2 separate regions of the Homo sapiens genome follow, and region 2 is linked to region 1. Evidence: read pairs that join two places in POLR2A ChIA-PET (ENCODE). Cell type or tissue: MCF 10A. All regions are shown on one strand. Links, peaks and the distances in the headings refer to the core of each region. The heading gives the core; the rest is flanking DNA.

Region 1 (11,098 bases), core at 3,124-8,123:
AGCAACTTCCTGCCTACTTAGGTAAAACTGGGACATTGGAAAGTGGACCCCAGATATGGGATGATGGGTAAAGGGAGGGAGTCATCTTCGTTTTCAGACTCAGGAGTTGCACAATGTAGAGAAGGAAGGGTTGGGAAGCCACACGCTCCTCTGCTGTTTAGTGCGTGCGGGAAGGTATGCTTCTCAAAGACCTCAGCTACTTCCCTGTGCTTACTGAGGAAATCGTAAGAGGAAATGGGGCTTACAATAAAGCCTGAGGATTTGAGTTATAAACAAGGAAGAATTTCCTGACCAGCAATGTCAGAAACCTGAAACACCAGCATGAGGTGAGGTGAGAGGCCACGGAGCTGCCTCCTGTATTGCCGCCCGGGCCATACTAGAAAAACACAGGACAGTCAGAAGACCTCTGCTACGTCTTGTTACGATGAAGGCTATGACCTCCAGCCTACGTTTTGTTGTAACCGGGCTGTGCAACTATGGGCAAGTCATATCCATTCTGGTGCCTGTCAAATTAGAAGGAAGGAAGGTGAAGAAGAGAGCAGCTGGGGTCCCTCCCAGCTGGAGTATTCTGTACTCTTGGGGTGCTATACAGGCGGGGAGCCCTAGAGAAAGAAGCATTTAGCCATAGTGACAAAGCAGCAGATTCTAGAACGAACACCCTCACATTCTGCCAGGTGATACGATCGCAGAGGTCTGGCCCCACCAGCTCTCACAAGCGCTGCCAGCTACCCCAGGTCCAGTCACCAGTGAAGACTTTATCAGGGCTTCCCCTGGCTACCCTCTCTTGCTACCACCACCCTCCTTTCTCTCCAATCAGCCCAGGACAAGGGGGTGCCTTGTGACAGCTGCAGCTGTGGCGAATGGGCTGGCTCCCTATAGACCTTGGGCACCCACCTGCTTCCTGTTGGGTTCTGACCTTTCTGGGGTGCCTGCTGCCAGGAGAGTATGCAAGGGTGGCAGAGGATGCAAGAGCTCAGGTCATCCCGACATGGCTCTTTCTCTAAAAGTGAAAACGTGCCCATTTGTCCCAGGTCACCAGGCTGGGGCCCTTAGGGGGCCTAATCTTCACCCCTTCTCAAGTAGAGGACAGCAGAGCCTTTATGAGGGCAGCTCTGCAGAGGAGAAAAGGCTATAGGCTGGGGAAGGCTGCAGCAGACCACTCAGACACGGCTCTTTAAATGCCCATTAGTAAGTTAATATTGCCCCTTCCAAAGTCAGCAGCATCCTCCATTCTTCTTAATTAAAAAGAGCTCCACGTCCTGGCAGAGCTGAGAGACGGCTCTGAATGATTTACACACCAGCCCTGCTGCTTCCAGCTGGGAAATCAGCAAGGAAGATTGATTGGCAGATGGGCCAGCCTGCCTATCATGATGGCGTGCGTGCCTGTGTGTGCATGTGTGTGTGTGCATGCATGTGTGTGCGCGCACGCATGTGTGTGTGCATGTGTGTGTGTGTGCTGAGGCACTGGGAGCTGGCTCTCCTTCTGGCAGGCTCTAAATGAGCAGGGCCACAGACCCACAGTCCAGCCCCATGGGGCTCTGCAGGCCTAGAGGTAGAGGGCCTGCTAGAAACAGAAGGCTAAACAAAAGGCTGGCCTGCTCACCCTCACCGGAGTCCCTCTTCCTAGGAAAACTGCCTTATTTGGAAGACAAAAGCTCATTTGTTGTCTCATCCCCACCCAGGAGAGAAGGGTCCACTCCCCGAAGATTCCTCTTGTTTCCACATAGAGATTCCTCACCTGGTACATAGCATATATTGGGCTTTTATTTGATCATCACTGCTCACTTTAAGAGCAGGCTTTCGATCTGTGAGCCCGCGGAGTATACACCATGAGCAAAGCTCACCCTCCCGAGCTGAAAAAATTTATGGACAAGAAGTTATCATTGAAATTAAATGGTGGCAGACATGTCCAAGGAATATTGCGGGGATTTGATCCCTTTATGAACCTTGTGATAGATGAATGTGTGGAAATGGCGACTAGTGGACAACAGAACAATATTGGAATGGTGGTAATATGAGGAAATAGTATCATCATGTTAGAAGCCTTGGAATGAGTATAAATAATGGCTGGTCAGCAGAGAAACCCATGCTCTCTCTCCATAGGTCCTGTTTTACTATGATGTAAAAATTAGGTCATGTACATTTTCATATTAGACTTTTTGTTAAATAAACTTCTGTAATAGTCAAAAAAAAAAAAAAAAAAAAGAGGAGGCTTTCTTGGCTGGGCGTAGTGGCTCATGCCTGTAATCCTATCACTTTGGGAGGCTGAGGCGGGCGGATCACCTGAGGTCGGGAGTTTGAGACCAGCCTGATCAACATGGAGAAACCCCGTCTCTACTAAAAATACAAAAATTAGCCAGGGATGGTGGCGCATGCCTGTAATCCCAGCTACTTGGGAGGCTGAGGCAGGAGAATCACTTGAACCTGGGAGGTGGAGGTTGCGGTGAGCTGAGATGGTGCCATTGCACTCCAGCCTGGGCAACAAGGGCGAAACTCCGTCTCAAAAAAAAAAAAAGGAGGTTTTCTCATGGCCTGCCTCTCCTTCCTTGCCTCCCTCCTAACTCCAAATTTTGTCTGACTCTGACATCCAGGGGGATCCAAGGCTGTGGGCCCTTTATGGGGCTGGGAAGAGGATGATGAGGTTCACAGTTTAGGCTGTTTAGGCTGGCATGACACTCAGCCCGGGCCCTCCAGAGAGCCGGGAAGTGACAGCAGTCACCCTGAAAGGTCCCAGGCCTCTTTGCTTCTCCCAGCAGGCCTTGAGGCAGCCTTGTTGTCCATCCCATGCCTCTACTCACTTCTAAGAGCCCACCAGCCTCCCTGGGTGCCAGAGAGGGAGGTCCCGCTCACTCTCCAGATGGAAGGAGGTGCCAGGTCACTGGGGCAGGACCTGTACAGAGGTAGGGAGTGGCTTTTGCTCTCTCCTCACCTCTCCCCTTCTCCTCTGGCACTTTACATTACACACACACACACACATACACACACCCCTTGTTCCCAGAGAAAGGACCAGACAGAGGCACACTGGAGAGGAGGGGGTGGGGACTGGAGCCCAGGCATCATCCAGTGCTTTGCTTTCACCCCCGCTCCCTAGGGAGACGGCAATCTGCTGCAGCAGCAAGGTTGCCATCTGGCGTGCTGACCTGTGCTCTCTGTGCTGGAGACGGGAGAGGGCGGGGACGCGTGATGAGCTGGCTGCGAGTGTGTTGTGTATATGTGTGTCTAAGAAGCCATGAGAGTCTGGAAAGGTGAGAACCAGGCCAAGCTTTGGGTGAATCAAAGGATCTGCCTGTCCTCATCACTCGGCACTCCTGGGGCAGGTGGGTGTGTACCTGAGGATCTCTAAGGAGCCCCAGGAAGCCTGCATTTCTCTCCCAGTGAAGGAGGGAGTGGCAGGGCCTTGGCCCTTGAGCATCCTCCTGTAGCCTGTCGCCAGGAGAATGTGGCTGCCTGCTTAGCACCCAGGAGCTGCCAGTCCATCCCTGCACATCACTAGGCAAGAAACAGAGGGACAATTTTATTCACACCCAGACCTAACAGCTGCCCCCCACGAGGAACCACCACTAGGGATCCAGTGTGTCCTTTGTTCCTCTCTAGTCCTGGCCCAGAAAGGACTATTTTCTTCCTTGGATGCCATCTCCCTGCTTTGGTCCCAGTCTTGGGAATTATGTTCTGAGAGATTCCTTGATAAAAATCCTCCCTAAATCACAGGTTGTACCTCAGTGCAGGGGTCAGCAAGCTATGCCTGAGGGCCAACCCTGGCCTGCTGCCTGTTTCTGTATGGCCTGAAATCTAAGAACAATTTTTACATTTTTAAATGATTGGGGAAAAAAAATCAAAAGAAAAATATTTTGGGATACATGAAAGTGATATGAAATTCACATTTCAGCATCTATAAATAAAGTTATATTGGAACACAGCCACACTCACTCATTTACGTGTTGTCTATGGCGGCTTTCCCACTACAACAGCAGAATGGAGTAGTTGCAACAGAGAGCGCATGGCCCGCAAAGCATAAAATGTTTACTATCTGGCCCTTTACAGAAAATGCTTGTGCCCTCCCCTGCACCTTAGGCTGTTTTAAGGGAACAAGGGGAATGCCACCTTATTCTTTTTATTTTTTGTTTTCTTGTTTGTGTGATACAAGGTCTCACTCTGTCACCCAGGCTGGAGTGCAGTGGCACCATCGTGGCTCACTGCAGCCTCCCGGGCCCAATCAATCCTCCCGCCTCAGTCTCCTGAGTAGCTGGGACTATAGACACGCACCACTCCCAGCTTGCCACCTTATTCTTGACAACGTGCTTCACACCACCGTGGCAATGTTAAGTTGACACGGCAATATCTAGTGGCAATAAAAGGAAACAAACATTTTGAGGGCCCTTGTTGTATACCAGGGACATTTACTCTGTTTATCACATAATCTCTACAACAACCTTGAGAGAAACAAGCACTAAGAGGTCTATTTACATAAGGAAGGAATGGGAGAGATTAGGAAACTCACCAAAGCTATTAGAGTTAGGCAGAACAGGATGCTGGATTCAAACTCAGATCTGCCTAACCCCACAGCCCATATCCTCTTCAGGCCACCATGATTCTAAGATGACCACCAGCAGCCCAGCGAGGACCCACTCAAATGGCTGCTGGTTTGGGCTACCCCCATGAACAGGCAGGGCAATTGGGACTTAGGCTTTAGGGATCCAGGCCCCACCTCAGCTCGCTCCACCTCAGAGCCTGGTCCTGAGCATGGGCCACAGACAAGCCAACAATAGTGACAGCTCCACATCAGCGCCATCTCCCTTTTCTTGCCTCTTTCCTCAACCTTTGCTATCTATTTTCATCACCTTTTAGCTTTCTTTGGAAAGATTAAATTTGCATTTAAATAGAAAACCTCTTGAATGACTCTGATGTAACTTTAGGTACTAATTACAAATTCATTCCTCTTTAAATATTAAGGCACTTCAGTTCATCTCAGGGGTGATGGACAGCAGCAATGCTTGGTATTGATGTGTAATGAATATTGAGCTGTTTATTGCAAAGCGCTTACAATCCCTCACCAGCAGAGGGCAGACAGGAGATGTTCTCAAGACCTATATGGGAGATGTCTTGGGAGCCTAAAATCTGCTAAAAATAAATATCTGTAAGCAGTAATCCTTGAGAGAAATTGGAAGATGGCCAGTGGGATGGAAGCTGCTGGGGGTAGGGTGGGAGCACCCAGAAGTCCTCGGGTTGCCAGTTTCCTCAGTTGCTTATAAGTGTCTCAAGGCAGGTGCATTCATCACTCTTTCCCATCACCAAAACTAATGCCTGGCATTCAATGGGGACCCAAGGAATATTTACTGAATGAATGAGGGAATGAATGAATGAATGGATGAATAAGGCAATTAATCATGATGGGAGAGATCATTCATTCAACTACTATAATGAGTCAGGCATTGCACTTGATAATTTACGTAAGTCTCTTTGTTAAATGATTGATTCCTTTGGATATTTCCCAGGGTCATGAAGATGACGCACAAATTCTCCTTTCTCCTGAAGAATTGCACTTGGTATTTTACCTGCTGATTTCATAGGTGACAAAACAAACTCAGAGAGGTGAAGCAATTAGCCTCAGAGCACCCAGTTCAATCTGAAGCTCAGCCAGGACCCAAACGCTGGTCTCAGGCTCTGAGCCTGGCTCTCTATAAAGTGTATCACTCCCCCTCATCCTGGTGCTAGGCTGGTTATTCCAGTGTTCACAGTGTCACACCCTAATCTTGGCCCTTGTCCTCAAGATGCTGGGAGCCCAAAGTCCAGTCCAGCCTCTCAGCCAGGCTTAATGCCTGGGCTCCAGCCAAACCACTCTATTGCCTGATGCCCAATAGGCCTTTCATTTCCTGCCTCCATACTTGGCTTTGTGCTTTCTGCTTCACATGCTCCTTCCTGCTTGTTGACATTCTATTCATCCTTCAGGGCTTGGCCTGAATGCCGCCTCCTCCACGCCTTGCATGATCCCTGCAGGCAAGAGTCATTTTTCCCGTTTCTATAGAACTTCATCTATAACTATGTTAGCATGATAATAACCACCACTCATTATTCTAAACACCACACTACATTCTTTACATATTTTGTATAATTTGAACCTCATAAAAAGTCAATAATAACAATAATAATCATCTTTAACAAGTATATGGTGCTCAATATGCGTCATGAACTGATCAGAGTTTGGTGTGTGTGTGAGTTGTGTGTGTGTATAATTTAGCCTATAAAGTAGGTACTATTATTATTGTCATTGTACAAAGGTGAAAACTTAGACTTAGAGAGGTTAAATGACTTGCCCAAGGTCACACAGCCAGAACAGGGATGTGACATCTAGCTTGCCTGGCCCCGGAATCCCCATACCTGTCTATGTAGATATTCTTTCTTACCAGATGGTAAGCATCGGAAGGCAGGAACCATGTTATGTGCCATTGCTGTCAAAGCACTTTCCCTTCGGAGCCAAGCACAGCAATGTGTATGTACATAGTAGGTAGTCCATAAGTTTTAAAAATCTTAATTTTAGACCCAGGGGCATGTGCGCAGGTTTGTCACAAGGGTGTATTTCGTGTTGCTGTGGTTTGGGTTTCTATTGATCCCGTCACCTGTATAGTGAACACAGTAACCTAATAGGAAGTTTCTCAGCCCTTGTCCCCCTCCCCCCCTCCCTCCTTTTTGAGTTCCCAGTGTCTATTGTTCCCATCTTGATGTCCATCTGCATCCAGGGTTTACCTCCCACGTTTGTAAGTGAGAATATGCAATATTTGGTTTTCTGTTTGATATTCCATAAAGTTGAGCTGAATTCGGATCAGAAGCCAGAAGTTCTGGAGGTTGGCTGTATGTTGGTCAGTCTGTGCCCTGGACAGCAATCTTTGGAGTTAATTAGCTGGGTTAAAACCAGATGGGAAGGAACCTTTAACTTCAAAGCTAGAGAGGCCCAGCTGAGGAGAAAAGGCCCTTGGAGACCCTTGTCCCTCCTGACCCCCATGCCAGCCTGTCTACCTGGGCAGCCCTCCTCTCACAGACACCACTGCCTGTCTCCCCACCAGCAGGCCCTCAGAATGCCAAGGCATCACTCTGCATAGATGGATTGAAATAAAACTTACCTGACTGGAGGGAAAAGGATCGACACCCGGCGATCATCTGCAAAAGACAAAGAAGGGGAGGGGCCGGGAGAGGGTCGAGCGGGTGTTGGCTCTGAGGCTTGTCCTAGGAGCTGGCTGGGAATAGAGTCGGCAAGGTCCCCAGGGTCCCCAGGGCTTCCTCCACAATTGATGAGTCCACTGCTGCTGCCTCTGGCTGATCGACTGGGATGCAGCCAGGCCCCTATGCACAGGGCATGGGGCCAGCCCCGCCCTGAATGCACAGAAACTTGGGGTCCCTGAGTTCCAGGAGGCGTGACCCCCCTACTGAGAGGGCCTCAGCCAGCTCGTCAGAGCCCCAGTGTCTCCGCGCCTCTCCCTCCACCCAGTCTCAGCTGCAAAGGCCCGCTCTGCGAGGAGAGCGGGTGAGGGGGCGGACACGCTCACACACACAGACAATAACTGCCATGGAAACTAACCAACAAAAAGAAGATTTAGGGAGCCGGACTCCTCTGCCAGATGGGAGAGAATGGAGGGAAGAGAGAAAGGGGCTGTCCTTTGCAACGCTGCCAGTTATGCAAAGGGCAAATGTGCACCTCAGCCCTAATCCAACAATTGCAGATTTTTCCCTCCTCAGGGGTGGGGCTGTGGGTAAAAGGCAGAGAAGTGGGTTGACCTTTTTATATGAAGGTCCCAAACAGCCACCCCATACCTTTGCCTTTCTATGCACAGAGGAGGCATCAGTGTGGTCCAGCGTGGGTGCGAGATTCCCAAGGAAATGCTCAGCACCGCTGGCAAAGCGAAACTCGTTCCACAAAGCAACGTGTTTTACCAGGTCAAGCTGAACCTCAGGGGAATTTGATCACTTTACTTGGGCAGAAGGCTTGAAGGACTTTCTTAGATGAAAAGCCCACTGTTTAATGGGTAGCAAAACAAGGCTTTTCTTCAAGACCAACCTTTCTATCCATGATGTTAAATCTGACTGCCCGTAGTTTAAAGAAAGCCGGGGATGGAGTGGGGGCTAGCATCGATATGGCTTTCCTTCCGATGGCCTTTAGTTTTGTTTGGGGAGATTTTTCTCTCTGGGATAAAAGAAAATCTAATGAGGGAACTTAAAAAAAATTCTCTGGAGGTACTGTAAGGGAAATAAGGTAATCTGAGCACCAGAAATCCTGCTCTAACTCTTTAGCTGTGTGACCTTTGGCAAGTTTCTTCGTCTGTAAAATGGGACCAATGGGGTTGTAGAGAGGATTAAATGAGGTAATATGTGTAACGTGCTTAGAACAGTACCTGGCTCATAGTATTTGCCATTGTTATGGCTATTGTTGTTAATCTTTCTGATCCTCCCTTTCCTCAGCTATAAAATGGAGCCAGTGACACCAATCTCTCATGGATTAAGTGTGAGGATGAATCATGTCGTTATAACTGATGGAGTGGTGGTTATAAGGGTGTATACATTTGTCAAAAACCATCAAACTGTGGGTTTTATTGTGTGTAATTTATACCTCAACTTTTTAAAATATAGGTTTATATCACCAGGTAAAGCAGCCATGAGTGTCTAGAACATAGGAAATATTTATTCCCTTCTTCCTCCCTAGCCATCTTTTCAGGAAGAGAGGAAAGAGAAAGTGAATGTTAGAAGAAAGAAGTAAAATAGAGAATTGCTGGGTGCAGTAGCTCATGCCCATAATCCCAGCACTTTGGGAGGCCAAGGTAGGAGGATCATTTGAGACTAGTCTGGGCAACATGGCAAAACCCCACCTCTACAGGAAATACAAAACTTAGCCGGGTATGGTGGTGTTTACCTGTGGTCCCAGGTAGTTGGGAGGCTGAGGTGGGAGGATCATTTGAGCCTGAGGAAGTCGAGGCTGCAGTGAACTGAGATCATGCCACTGCATTCCAGTCTGGGTGACAGAGTAAGACCCTGTCTCAAAAAAAAAAAAAAAAAAAGTGAAAAGGAGCATTGCATAAGAAAGAGGCCATATTGATTTTGTAGGTAATGGGCTATCTGTTGAGACTCAGTTATTCTGGCTATTTCCTGAGTCTTGAATATCAATCTGTCACCTGCAAAGGCAATACCTGGGTAAATGAGTTGCCTTTCTTAACCCTCTCCTAATTTCATATCCTAGTATAAGAAAGTGAACTGCACTGCAGGGTGCTTCCTACTCCTGTTCTGGAAGCCTTTTCATCACTATTACTTCTCCACCACAACTATCCCTTTGTCTCCCAGATGCCCTGCTGGGCTGCACTTTGGTTCCTGAACAAGGTGGCCTGGGGACCATTGGCTGCAAGGTGTCACACCTAATGAAGTGTTGGCCAGGGCAGACTGCTGTCCATCAGAACAGCCCATGATGAACTGAGTTAGATATACCTGGAGGAGACTGCTACAACCTAATTAAAGAGGAATTGTGTGTGTATGTGTGTGTGTGTGTGAAGGGACTGGGAGGATGGAGAATAGTATGTAATTAAGAATCAAGTAAAAGTAATCCCTGGAGATAGACTACAGACCTCAAGCTGACAGCTTGCCTGAACCATAACTGCTTGGGTGATAGTGGAGATTGGAGTCATGCTGCCAAGTGGTCCCAAACCAAAGGGAAGCTTGCTGTTTGTCTCTGTTTGTTCTATGGGGTGAAGTCTATAAATAAATAAATAAGATATTTCACATCCGAGAACAATTTAAACTCAATTTGTAAATATCCATTCTAAGCAAATATGGATGGGCGATGGCTCTTCTATTTTGTTTGGGATTACAAGACTGAAAAAGAGGCAAATGTGGCCAGGCGCGGTGGCTCAAGCCTGTAATCCCAGCACTTTGGGAGGCCGAGGCGGGCAGATCACGAGGTCAGGAGATCGAGACCATCCTGGCTAACACAGTGAAACTCCGTCTCTACTAAAGATACAAAAAAAAAATTAGCTGGGCTTGGTGGCGGGCGCCTGTAGTCCCAGCTGCTTGGGAGGCTGAGGCAGGAGAATGGCGTGAACCCGGGAGGCAGAGCTTGCAGTGAGCCCAGATCGCGCCACTGCACTCCAGCCTGGGCAACAGAGTGAGACTCTGTCTCAAAAAAAAAAAAAAAAAAAAGAAAGAAAGAAAGAAAGAAAAAGAGGCAAATGCAAAGATGGTGATGAAGAGGCTTCAAAGATGAAATCCTTTCAGGATCATGGCTCTCATCCCTCCAGAAATGTTTATATCTAGGGACAGGGAAGAAAGGAGGATGAGTTCAGATTGTGATAACTAAGATAATCACTAAGATGATTGTAGCCCTACATTACAATTCTCAATGTCAAACCCTGGAGATGAAGAGGTCTAACATTTAGCCCAGAACCTTTCCAGTGATGAAAACAAACAACGACTCTTTTGGCATTGGTCTGATATTCAGTGACAGAATAAAGTTTGTTCCAGCCGAAATTAGCAGGCTAGGGTCCAGGTTAAAATGCAAACAAAGAAAGCAGCCCAGAGGCAGCTGGGATTCTGGGACACAGATAAGTCACAAAGCTGGGTTTATCTGCAGGGTTCAGGATTGATCAGCTCAGCGTATATTTCCAAGGCTCTTCTCTACTCAGCCACCCCTCCCAGCTCAAAAAACAAGAGGCCCACACCAAAATATAAAAAGGTGCTGGATCTAAAATCCTGCCTAATTTAAGCTCTGCTCACAAAGGAGGCCAGAGAGCAGAGGGAGGGGTGGAAATCAAATAAGTAAATGTCAGCCCTGCAGTTGGGTAGAAGCCATTAGCCAGGCAGAGCATCCAATTAGAAGCCATTGAATTAGAGCAGTGAAAGAAGGGCCTCACGTCAGAGGGCACTGCGGGGAGGGCCGGCACAAGTGGGCAGGAAGGAACGCGGGGTGGCGATCAATGGAGGATTACCGGAAGATGTGCAAATGGCAGGAACAGATGCCTTCCAAATGACAGGGCACCCGGTCCAGATACTCTACATAAAATGCCCACATGGTTCCTTTGTCCTCCCCCAAATCCTGTCTGAGGGAGTCCAGCCATCTCATGGGCTATTT
Region 2 (11,098 bases), core at 2,554-7,553, 60 kb before region 1:
TGGACATCCTTTCTTTTATCTGGCAACCCCCTGCCTGCTGTATTCCTTCTCTTTTTGTTTGGAGACAGTCTTACTGTGTCACCCAGGCTAGAGAGCAGTGGTGTGATCTCAACTCACTGCAGCCTCAACCTCCTAGGCTCAAGGGATCCTCCCACCTCAGCCTCCCAGATAGCTGGGATTACAGGCACATACCACCATGCTCAGCTAATTTTTGCATTTTTAGTAGAGATGGGGTTTCGCCATATAGCCCAGGGTGGTCTTGAACTCCTGGCCTCAAGTGATCCACCCGCCTCATCCTCCCAGAGTGCTGGGATTACAGGCGTGAGTCGCTGCACCCAACCTTGTATTCCTTCGCATGAAAGCAGCAGTTCTCAACCATTTTGATCTCAGGATCTCTTTACACTGTTAGAAATTATTGAGGACACCCAAAGAAGCTTTGTTGATGTGGGTGAATGATAGCTACTGGTATTTACCATATTAGAAAGGCAAACAGACATTTTAAAAGTAGTAATTAAGGCCAGGCGCGGTGGTTCAAACCTGTAATCCCAGCACTTTGGGAGGCCAAGGCGGGTGGATCACTTGAGGTCGGGAGTTCCAGACCAGCCTGGCCAACATGGAGAAACCCCCGTCTCTACTAAAAATACAAAAATTACCCAGGCATGGTGGCAGGCGCCTGTAATCCCAGCTACTTGGGAGGCTGAGGCAGGAGAATCGCTTGAAGCCGGGAGGTGGAGGTTGCGGTGAGCCAAGATCTCACCATGGCACTCCAGGCTGGGCAACAAGAGCAAAACTCCATCTCAAAAAAAAAAAAGAAGAATACAAAAATTAGCCGGGCATGGTGGCACATGCCTGTAATCCCAGCTACTCAGGAGGCTGAGGCAGGAGAATCACTTGAACCTGGGAGGCGGAGGTTGCAGTGAGCCGAGATCACGACACTGCACTCCAGCCTGGGTGACAGAGTAAGTCTCAAAAAAAGAAAAAAAAGCAGGAATTAAGATAACAGTAATATCTCATTATGTACATATGTACAAAAAATAATTTTTCAAAACAAAAAAAATTATTGAGGAGAGTGGCATTGTTCTACATTATTTTACAAATATTTTTTGATTTTTCAATTTTAAATTATGTTAAAAAACATAACATAAAATTACCATCTTAACCATTTTTTTTTTTTTTTGAGACTGAGTCTCACTCTGTCGCCCAGGCTGGAGTGCAGTGGTGCGATCTCAGCTCACTGCAAGCTCTGCCTCCTGGGTTCAAGCGATTCTCCTGCCTCAACCTCTCGAGTAGCTGGGACTATAGGTGCCCACCACCACGAGCGGCTAATTTTTTGTATTTTTAGTAGAGACAGCGTTTCACCGTGTTAGCCAGGATGGTCTCAATCTGCTGATCTCGTGATCCACCCGCCTCAGCCTCCCAAAGTGCTGGGATTACAGGCGTGAGCCACCGTGCCCAGCCCATCTTAACCATTTTTAAGCATATAGTTCAATAGTGTTAAATATATTCATCAATTGAGACCAGAAGGTCAAGGCTGCAGTGAACCATGATTGCGCCACTGCACTCCAGCCTGGGCGACAGAGTGAAACTCTGCCTCAAAAAAATAAATAAATATATTCACACAATTGTGCAGAGGTAGATTCTTATACCTCCAACTGCTGCATTTGGTATGTTGTAATATCACACACCGTGAATCTCTGGAAAACTCCACTGTACACTCATGAGAGAATGAGAGTGAAAAAGGCAAATGATGTTTCCTTATTATTAGTAAAACAGTTCTAGGCCTATAATCCAGCACTTTGGGAGGCCAGGTTGGGTGGATCACTTGAGTCCAGGAGTTCGAGACCAGCCTCGAGGGCAACATAGTAAGGCCCTGTCTCTACAAAAAGTACAAAAAATTAGCCAGGGGTGGTGGCACGTGCCTGTGGTCTCACCTGAGCCCAGGAAGTCAAGGCTGCAGTGAGCCATGATCACACCACGGCACTCCAGCCTGGGTGACAGAGCGAGACCCTGTCTCATAACACCACCACCACCAACAACAAACCCCACTTCTGACTGTGTGTACCTTCTGAAAAGATTTGGGGAGCCCCCAGGGGTTCCCCCAGGGGTTCCTGGACCACACTTGGAGAACCAGTGCTCTAGCACAATGCCAGAGACTTCAGTGGTGATCGGTATCTACTCCTTTGCCCCGCAAGTTAATTTGGGATGGGGGATGATGTGACACCACACACATAATTTAATGTAATTCCAAGCTGTTCTTTTTTCTGAGATGAGTGGTGCAGATGTGGGGAATCTTGGGGCTAGAGAGACTGCCCCAAAAGGCCTGGGTATGGGACTCAGTTGTGAGGTGGACCAAGCTGACTTAGCTGTGAAGGACAGAACTGCAGTTCTGTGTTCCTGGAGCCTTAAAGAGGCATCTAAAGAAAGTCAACCCTGCTAGGCGGAAAGACAGAATGGGTGAGCCTGGTGGGAGGCCAGGGTCAAGGAGCCAGCCGTGTGCTGCCCACCCCACCCCCAACCATGACTGGCGAGGGAGGGAGTTGACCAACTCCACTCCTCACCCCTACCTGGCATCTGTCTGCCTATTCTTTTTTTTCCCCCTTTTTGTGGAGAATGGGGTCTTGAGATATTGACCAGGCAGGTTTTGAACTCCTGGGCTCAAGCTACCTTCCGCCTCTGCCTCCCTAAGTGCTGGGATTACAGGTGTGAGCCACCACGCCCAGTCTGTCTGCCCATTCTGACCCTCGTGGGCATTTCCAGCAAGGGCTGGGACAGCAAGGCTAACATTGCTTATGAGGAATGACTTGGGCTCTCAAATATCTGCTCTACTAACTCTGCCCCTGGGCCCAGGCGTGCAGAGCCCCACAGCTGGGGGGCTTATTCCTTGACTGACCAATCCAGTGACGCAAGAGTGGGGACCGAAAACAGCCAGTTTTCAGTGTAGCCACGTCAACACAAGCAGTCCCATGACAACCAGCTCCAGTGGAACTGGGGCGTCTTACTACACACACCCTTGGCACACTCACCTCTGTGCTGTTTTTTTTTTTTTTCTTTTTGAGATGGAGTTTTTGCTCATGTTGCCTAGGGTGGAGGGCAATGGTGCGATCTCGGCTTACCTCAACCTCTGCCTCCCGGGTTCAAGCAATTCTCCTGCCTCAGCCTCTCGAGTAGCTGGGATTACAGGCATGTGCCTGGCTAATTTTGTATTTTTAGTAGAGACGGGGTTTCTCCGTGTTGGTCAGGCTGGTCTCGAACTCTCGACCTCAGGTGATCCGCCCGCCTTGGCCTCCCAAAGTGCTAGGATTATAGGCGTGAGCCACAGTGCCCAGCCACCTCTGTGCTGTTAACATCCATCCTGTAGGTGTTAGTTTATGGCCCCAACTTTATTATAAGTAAATTCCTTGAAGGAGGGGACGTGCCTCAATTGCTTCTGTATTTTCCATGGCACCTAGAACAATAGTAAGGTCTTAATAAATGTTGATGTGTTTATTAGGGAATGGGTTTTCACTTGATTTAACTATCAAGTTCCCCTTTATAAGGGGCTGGGGCCAGGAAAGCGGGTGGAGGCCCTTTATTAAACATTTATTGAGTACCTGTTCTCACTCCTTAGGTTTTCTCCAGTGATGTATTGCTTAAAAAGCATGTTCATGTGTTGTCTCATTTAATCCTTGCAGTAATGTGATGGGTGTGAGCTGACTGTGAAAGTGACTCTCTAAGTCATTGCAATGCACTCTGTGGGAAGAATGTGCTAGCCCAGCAAGGCTGTCTTTGTGATGTCCGATGTGTACGTGCGTGGGGAGGCGCTCCCAAAAGCTGCGCTGGGGCAGGGTGTCCTGAACGGCGTTACCAGATGTATCTTGACAAAGAGGTTGGCACCACCATGAAGACCAATTCAACCAGCTCTCCTAGCCCAGCTTCCATGCTCTTCAAGGAGACTTCCCACTGAACTTCCGAATACCCTTGTGTGAAACTGCCACAGGCAGTGAATGTGCTCATCAGCAAACCCAAGTATCTGGTTGGTTTGACAGGGGTTTTGTTATTCATTAGAAATGAATGAATTGGCATGTTGGCTGAATCCATTCCTCTCCTAGAGCTCAGTGAGTCTGCTCCTGAGCCTCCTAGCCTGTTGATAAGCAAGGTTTCTGAGCAGCAAAGTGAGGCTGCTCACTTTGGCAAACAGGTCTTCAGGTGAGCCCGGCCACCATGTGAGGCCCTGTTGGCAGGCCAGGCTCTCCCCAGGCCCCACCTGGCCTCACCAATGGCTCTTGGATTCACAGAGGACTGCACATTGGACTGGGAGACAGGGCAAGCCAGGGGTCCCTTAGCAGAGAAGGGATCCCTGCCAGTAACTAGCCTGCTGTGAGTATGAAGTTGCCACTTACCAAGGACCCTCCTGATGGACACAACAAAGGCGATGGGTGATTGCTGCCAGGGCTCATAAAGAGGTGATTCAGAATCTAGCTGGGGGAACTTTGAAAGGTCATTGCACCTTGACCCTAGCTTCCAGGCGGGACATGTGGTGAGTTCTGCTGCAATGGCTGGGTGCCCTCACAGGCCAGAGCTCAGGTTAATGCAGCTCAGAGCTCGAATTCTGATCACAGGAAGAGAATGGTGAGGAGGATGGAGGCAGGGGTGCTGGCTGGGCCCAGAACACCAAAGGCAGAGCTGAACACTTCCACTGGGAAGTGGGGGTTTTGGCCTCTTGGGCTGGGAAATTCCTGGCCGGCACTGTCTGTTTATCAGGGAAGCTGAGTCAGACTGAAACGTATCTCCTAAAAAGCTCTGCTATTTCTAGGATTCCATCCGGTCAAAGCCAGCCTCCTCTTCCCTGGGGAATTCCTTTGAGGGTGGAGAGATAGAGGGGACAGACTGGCCTTTTCCTAGACATGGAAACCTGAAATCTGAGTTTTTGCCCATTTATGGACCTGAAATCCCCTCCCCCACCTAGGATGACTCATCCCCCAGCTTGACCCAACTGCCCCTAGAGAGGGGAAAGGGTGAAACTGAGATGGTGGGATTAGCTCAGGGAGGGGGTTGGAGGCTGGAAAGAGAAAGGAAAAGACAACTGAAAAGGATGGGGAATTCCTTTGCAAAGAGATGGTGAGGAGAGGATTTCAGAGCCAAAAAGAGGCAGAATGAGAAAGAGAGAAAGATTTTCATCCCAGAGGGAAGCTGCATGCCTGGCAGAGTAAAAATCTTCCAGGTTAAGGTAGGTTCAGGCCCTCACCTTGAGTAAATTCTGGAACTTTAGTGTGATCAGAGCCACTTGCCGTGCTTGTGAAAATGCAGAGATTCCCGTGCCCTCCCTGGGCTGTGATCCGCTTCCAGGCTCCTTCAGGGATCTGAAGTAGGAAGTTCTGAAACACAGAAAGAGGATTGACTGGGAATCCTTCTCCCAACCTGGGGCCTCTGCTGTATAAAGCGACTCACAACCCCTCTGCAGGTGCCAATGTCAGAGGCAGAGCCCTGGTCCAAGGGTGACGTTTCTAACATTCTTATAAAAATCTGTGAAAGACTTTGGCCAGGCCCAGTGGCTCAAGCCTGTGATCCCAGCACTTTAGGAGGCTGAGGCAGGTGGATCTCTTGAGGTGAGGAGTTCGAGACCAGCCTGGCCAACATGGCAAAACCCGTCTCTACTAAAAATACAAAAAAATTAGCTGGGTGTGGTGGCATGCACCTGTAGTCCCAGCTACTGGAGGAGCAGGGGGGCGCTGAGGTGGAGGATCGCTTGTGCTCAGGAGGTCGAGGCTGCAGTAAGCTGAGATTGCACCATTGTACTCCAGCCTGGGCCACAGAGTGAGATCCTGTGTCAAAAAAAAAAAAGACTTTTTATCGGATGGAGAAAGCCAGTCCCCACCAGGCCAAATATGCCTCCTCATTGCAGCACTGCCCACCTCCCCACATAATCATATCAGAGAAGCTTTGGAAAGAACTGCTTTCCTAGTCAATACAATCCTAGGATCTTTACAGCCAGAAGGGACTTCTTCAGGTATCATCTGGCGGGATTTTTCACCTGAAGCAGAAATTCCTTCTAGCAACAACCCCCACATCTCTATCTCCAACCCAAATCTCTCAAACTCCAGGCTCCTCATACCACTTATCTTTGCCTGGAGGCCTAAGTGCCTCTGACTTCACCTCACACCTCCTCCATCTGCAAGTCTTCCCCGACCCAGCTAATGGACACTCTACCCTCCAAGTTTCTCAGGCCAGAGACCATGGAGTGATTCTTGGTTTCTCTCTTTCTTTCATACCCTACATCTAATCCATCAGGAAAGCCTGTTGGCTCTAGCTTCAGAATATGTCAGAAATCTGACAACTTGTCATTTCTTTACTACTGACTCCAGTCCAAGCCCCATTACCTCTTTCCAGAATTGGACAATGTCGACCCTCCCATGGCTAGTCTCAACAAGCAGAAGAATTTTTTTTAATTCTATCTCAAAAAAAAAAAATGTCATTCCTTTGCTCAGAACTTCCTGGTGGTTGGCAATTTCATTCTGAATAAAAGCCACAGCCCATGTAATGGTTCACAAGGCCCTGTGTAATCTACCTTCCCCACCCTTGTTACCTCTCCTGACACGTCTTCTGCTACTCTCTCATGCACTCTGCTCCAGCATCAATGGCTGTTCTAGAACTTGCAACCTGCTCTTGCCTTGAGGCCTTTGCAATGGTTGTTCCCTCCACCCTGAACACTGTTCCCCCAGATAGCCACATAGCTAGCTCCACCCCCAACCCCTGCCACCAGGTTTTTATTCAAATGCCACCTTCTCAGGAAGGCCTTCTCTGATCACCCTTATTTAAAATTTCAATCCTGTCTCCTCTCCATCCCCATACCCCATCCTTATTATTAGTATTTTCCTAATTCTTATCATGACTATTTATTTATTTTTTGATATGGAGTCTTGCTCTATCGCTCAGGCTGGAGTGCAGTGGCACTATCTTGGCTCACTGCAACCTCTGCCTCCCGGGTTCAAGCTACTCTCCTGCCTCGGCCTCCTGAGTAGCTGGGATTACGGGCGCCTGCCACCATGCCCAGCTAATATTTGTATTTTTAGTAGAGACAGGGTGTCACCATGTTGGCCAGGCTGGTCTCGAACTCCTGACCTCAGGTGATCCTGCCTTTCTCTGCCTCCCAAAGTGCTGGGATTACAGGCATGAGCCACCATGCCAGGTCTATTTATTTATTTACTTATGAGACAGCGTCTCACTTTGTTGCCCAGACTGGAATACAGTGGTGCAATCTCTGCTCACTGCAACCTCTGCCTCCCGGGCTCAAGCAATCTTCCCACCTCCACCTCCCAAGTAGCTGGTACTACAGGTGTGTGCTACCATTCCTGACTAATTTTTCTTCTTTCTTTCTTTTTAGAGATAGGTTCTCACTCTCTTGCCCAGGCTGGAGTACAGTGGTACAATCTTGGCTTACTGCAGCCTTGACCTCCCAGGCTCAAGCAATCCTCCCACCTCATCCTCCCGAGTAGCTGAGACTACAGATGTGAACCACCACACCCGTCTAACTTTTGCATTTTTTTGTAGAGACAGGGTTTGGCCATGTTGCCCAGGCTGGTCTGGAACTCCTGGACTCAAGTGACCTGCCTGCCTTGACCTCCCAGAATGCTGGGACTATAGGCTTGAGCCACTGTGCCTGGCCATGGCCTTTTAATATACTATATCATTTACTTATTTACTATACTTGTCTTTCTCCACTAGAATGGATGCCCCATAAGACAAAAATCTCAGTTTTGTTCACAGATGTATCTCCAGAGCCTGGAACAGTATACACTGTTGGCACTCAGTAAATACTGAATGAATGACTGAATGACTGAATGAACATCATACTTTTTTTTTTTTTTTTTTGAAACAGAGTCTTGCTCTGTCCCCATGGCTGGAGTGCAGTGGTGTGATCTTGGCTCACTGCAATCTCCACATCCTGGTTTCAAGTGACTCTCTTGCCTCAGCCTCCTGCATAGCTGGGATTACAGGCACACGCCACCACACCTGGCTAATTTTTGTAATTTTAGTAGAGACTGGGTTTCATCATGTTGGCCAGGCTGGTCTCGAACACCTGACCTCAAGTGACCCACCTGCCTCAGCCTCCCAAAGTGCTGAGATTACAGGCATGAGTCACTGCGCCCGGCCTGCATGAATGTCCTATGTAGGTGGTTGCCTTATCAAGCTGAATCTAGTGTCTCAGTAGCCCCCACTCACTGGTCCTGGTCCTGGTCCTTGTCCTGGTCCTGCTCTCTGAGCCATGGCCTGTACATCTATTCTCTTTTCCAGAAGATCAACCGTGTCATCTATTATGTGATTCCCACCCACTCCCCTTCCCCTACTTTAAAAGTGCCCAGACTCTTCAGCTAAGACCCAGGACTCTTCCTTTGTCCTGGGTCCATCCTTGTCCTCAAGACATGTGTGGGCTATCAGTCAGCGGGCTTCAGATTCTGACTCGCAGAGCTGAAGTCCGCCTCTAGAAGCTCTACTGGAGTGTGGGCACTGTGCTTTGCAGAGGACTGTTGCTTCCCAACAGTGCTCTGGATCACTGTCTCCCCTCTCACTTTATCTGCCCAAGGAGGGCCCAAGGCAGCTGATGGGATGGAGCAGGGGGAGAGGTGAAGGGGTCATCTTGATGGTGGGTACTAACATGCTGCTGCAGTTTCCCTCCCTCTACACAGAGGACTGCCTGGACTTGCCCCGGGAAAGGGCTGAGGATGGGGAGAGGATTCCTACCAGGATTTCATGGTCCTGGTTGCAGAAGGCCCTTTGCTGTCTCTCAAAGCTGCTTCCCCACCTCCCCCAACCCTCGTCATCATCTGGGTTCTTCACATTCCGGAAGCACTGATGTGGCACTAAATATTCCTGCAGCTTCAGCCTTCTCCCTTGGGGGCCCACGTCATCGCTGTGAGCCTGGTTTCTGGAATGTTTTTGATATGAAGCATCCAGGCAGGTGAGGGGAAGGGCTGTGCAGGGTGGGATCCACAGTCCCTCATCTAGGTCTCTTTGGAACCAAGAAAATAGACATTCTCTTCCAGCTCAGATTTTCTTTCCCCAGAAGGCTTCCCCCACATCCACCCCCTCACCTTGCCCACCCTTCCCTCCACCTGGCTTAGAAGAGGTTACATAAGCAGATGCAGGAGGACACAGATGTTAGGACCGAATGGTTATGTTAGGACACAGATGTTAGGACTCTCCTTTCCTGAAAGTCCACCTCCCCCAGCCCCTGCTGAGATAGCACTGATGGAAAGGGCTGTGTCCTCTCCCTCCCTCCCCATTCCACACCCTGCGCGTCCCTTAGGTACAGGCTTTCCCTCCACTGTGTCCTCCTCTCCTCCATCCCCTCCAATTCTAGTCCTGTCCCTCACCCTTCAGCTTCTCGCCGGGCGCAGTGGCTCATGCCTGTAATCCCAGCACTTTGGGAGGCAGAGGCAGGCGGATCATGAGGTCAGGATATCGAGATCATCCTGGCTAACATGGTGAAACCCCGTCTCTACTAAAAATACAAAAAATTAGCCGGGCGTGGTGGTGGGCGCCTGTAGTCCCAGCTACTTGGGAGGCTGAGGCAGGAGAATTGCGTGAGCCCGGGAGGCGGAGCTTGCAGTGAGCCGAGATCACACCACTGCACTCCAGCCTGGGTGACAGAGCGAGACTCTGTCTCAAAAAAACAAACAAACAAAAAAACACTCTTCTGCTTCTCCCACTCACTCTCTCTCTCTCTCTCTTTTTTTTTTTTTTTTTTTTTTTGAGACTGAGTCTTGCTGTCACCCAGGCTGGAGTGCAGTGGCGCAGTCTAGGCTCACTGCAACCTCTGCCTCCCGGGTTCAAGCAATTCTCCTGCCTCAGGCTCCCAAGCAGCTGGGACTACAAACATGCTCCACCATGCCTGGCTAATTTTTTTTGTATTTTTAGTAGAGACGAGGTTTCACCATGTTGGCCAGGCTGGTCTCGAACTCCTGACCTCAGGTGATCCATCCACCTTGGCCTCCCAAAGTGCTGGGATTACAGGCATGAGCCACCACGCCTGGCCTCACTCTCTTCTTTCTTAGCTTTCTCTTGGGGCTTGTGGAGACTAGGAAAGGGCACTTGGGAAATTGGCATATTCCTTGTGCCTGCAAAAGAACCTGGCATATAATGGATGCTCATATAATAAATATTTATAAATAAACCTGGCATATAAATTTATAGTTCCTTCACTTACATTCTTTTATCCAATTCTCCAAACACCATGCCATTCAAGTGAGTCTGTGGGATGCCAAACCTGGGTTTGAGGTCTGATTTCTCCATTTGCTATCAAGTTCCTTTTTTTTGAGACAGAGTCTTGTTCTGTTGCCCAGGCTGGAGTGCAGTGGCACAATCTCAGCTCACTGCAACTATCGCCTCCCAGGTTCAAGGGATTTTCCTGCCTCAGCCTCCCGAGTAGCTGGGCCTAGAGGAGTGCGCCACCATGACCGGCTAATTTTTTGTATTTTTAGTAAAGTCAGGATTTCACCATGTTGGCCAGGCTGGTCTCGAGCTCCTGACAAGTGATGCTTCTGCCTCGACCTCCCAAAGTGCTGGGATTACAGATGTGAGCCACTGCGCCTGGCCTACTTAATGTTTTTGAGTCTCCATTTCTTTTATAAAATGAGAATGATAGAAATAGTACTGAACTAACAAGACTATCGTGAGCATTACATGAGGTAACACACCTAAAGGGCTTGACCCATAAGCACTTAGTGAATGGTAGCCCCTATTATTATCTCCGAAGATGCAATTCTTTCCATCATCCAAACTCCCTTTTTCTTCTTTTTTTTTTTTTTTGAGACCAGGCTGGAGTGCAGTGGTGCGATCTCTGCTCACTGCAAGCTCCGCCTCCTGGGTTCACGCCATTCTCCTGCCTCAGCCTCCTGAGTAGCTGGGACTACAGGCGCCCGCCCCCGCGCCCGGCTAATTTTTTATATTTTTAGTAAAGACGGGGTTTCACCGTGTTAGCCGTGATGGTCTCGATCTCCTGACCTTGTGATCCGCCCACCTCTGCCTCCCAAAGTTCTGGGATTACAGGCATGAGCCACCGCGCCGTCCCCAAACTCCCTTTCAACATGATCTGAACCAATAACAATTTCTCACTGAATTG

The links. ChIA-PET counts read pairs that join two places held together with the same protein. Peaks named below come from ENCODE experiments on the same cell type or tissue, not always from the same donor. Only the 100,000 strongest peaks of a DNase experiment are listed, where the experiment ranks them.
Region 2: POLR2A ChIA-PET joins it to region 1 with 5 read pairs; 9 of 35 experiments call an interaction of 5 or more read pairs at or near these places.

Annotation. Positions count from the first base shown.
Region 1 is chr1:205,349,418-205,360,515 of GRCh38, forward strand. KLHDC8A (kelch domain containing 8A) reads right to left here and starts at 7,505. Exons shown (of 6, transcript NM_018203.3): 1 at 7,116-7,505. It also overlaps the pseudogene SNRPGP10. RefSeq lists an enhancer at 1,095-2,002. In MCF 10A, for the core only: CTCF peaks have their summits at 3,135, 5,048 (motif pointing right) and 5,250; DNase peaks (open chromatin) are centred at 3,164, 5,054 and 5,844.
Region 2 is chr1:205,289,809-205,300,906 of GRCh38, forward strand. No RefSeq gene overlaps it. Among named protein-coding and RNA genes, the nearest start is that of NUAK2, 26 kb to the right of the region's middle. RefSeq lists enhancers at 1,873-2,112, 4,109-5,308, 4,837-5,690, 10,805-11,098. In MCF 10A, for the core only: no CTCF peak of the experiment used is centred there; DNase peaks (open chromatin) are centred at 4,783 and 7,213.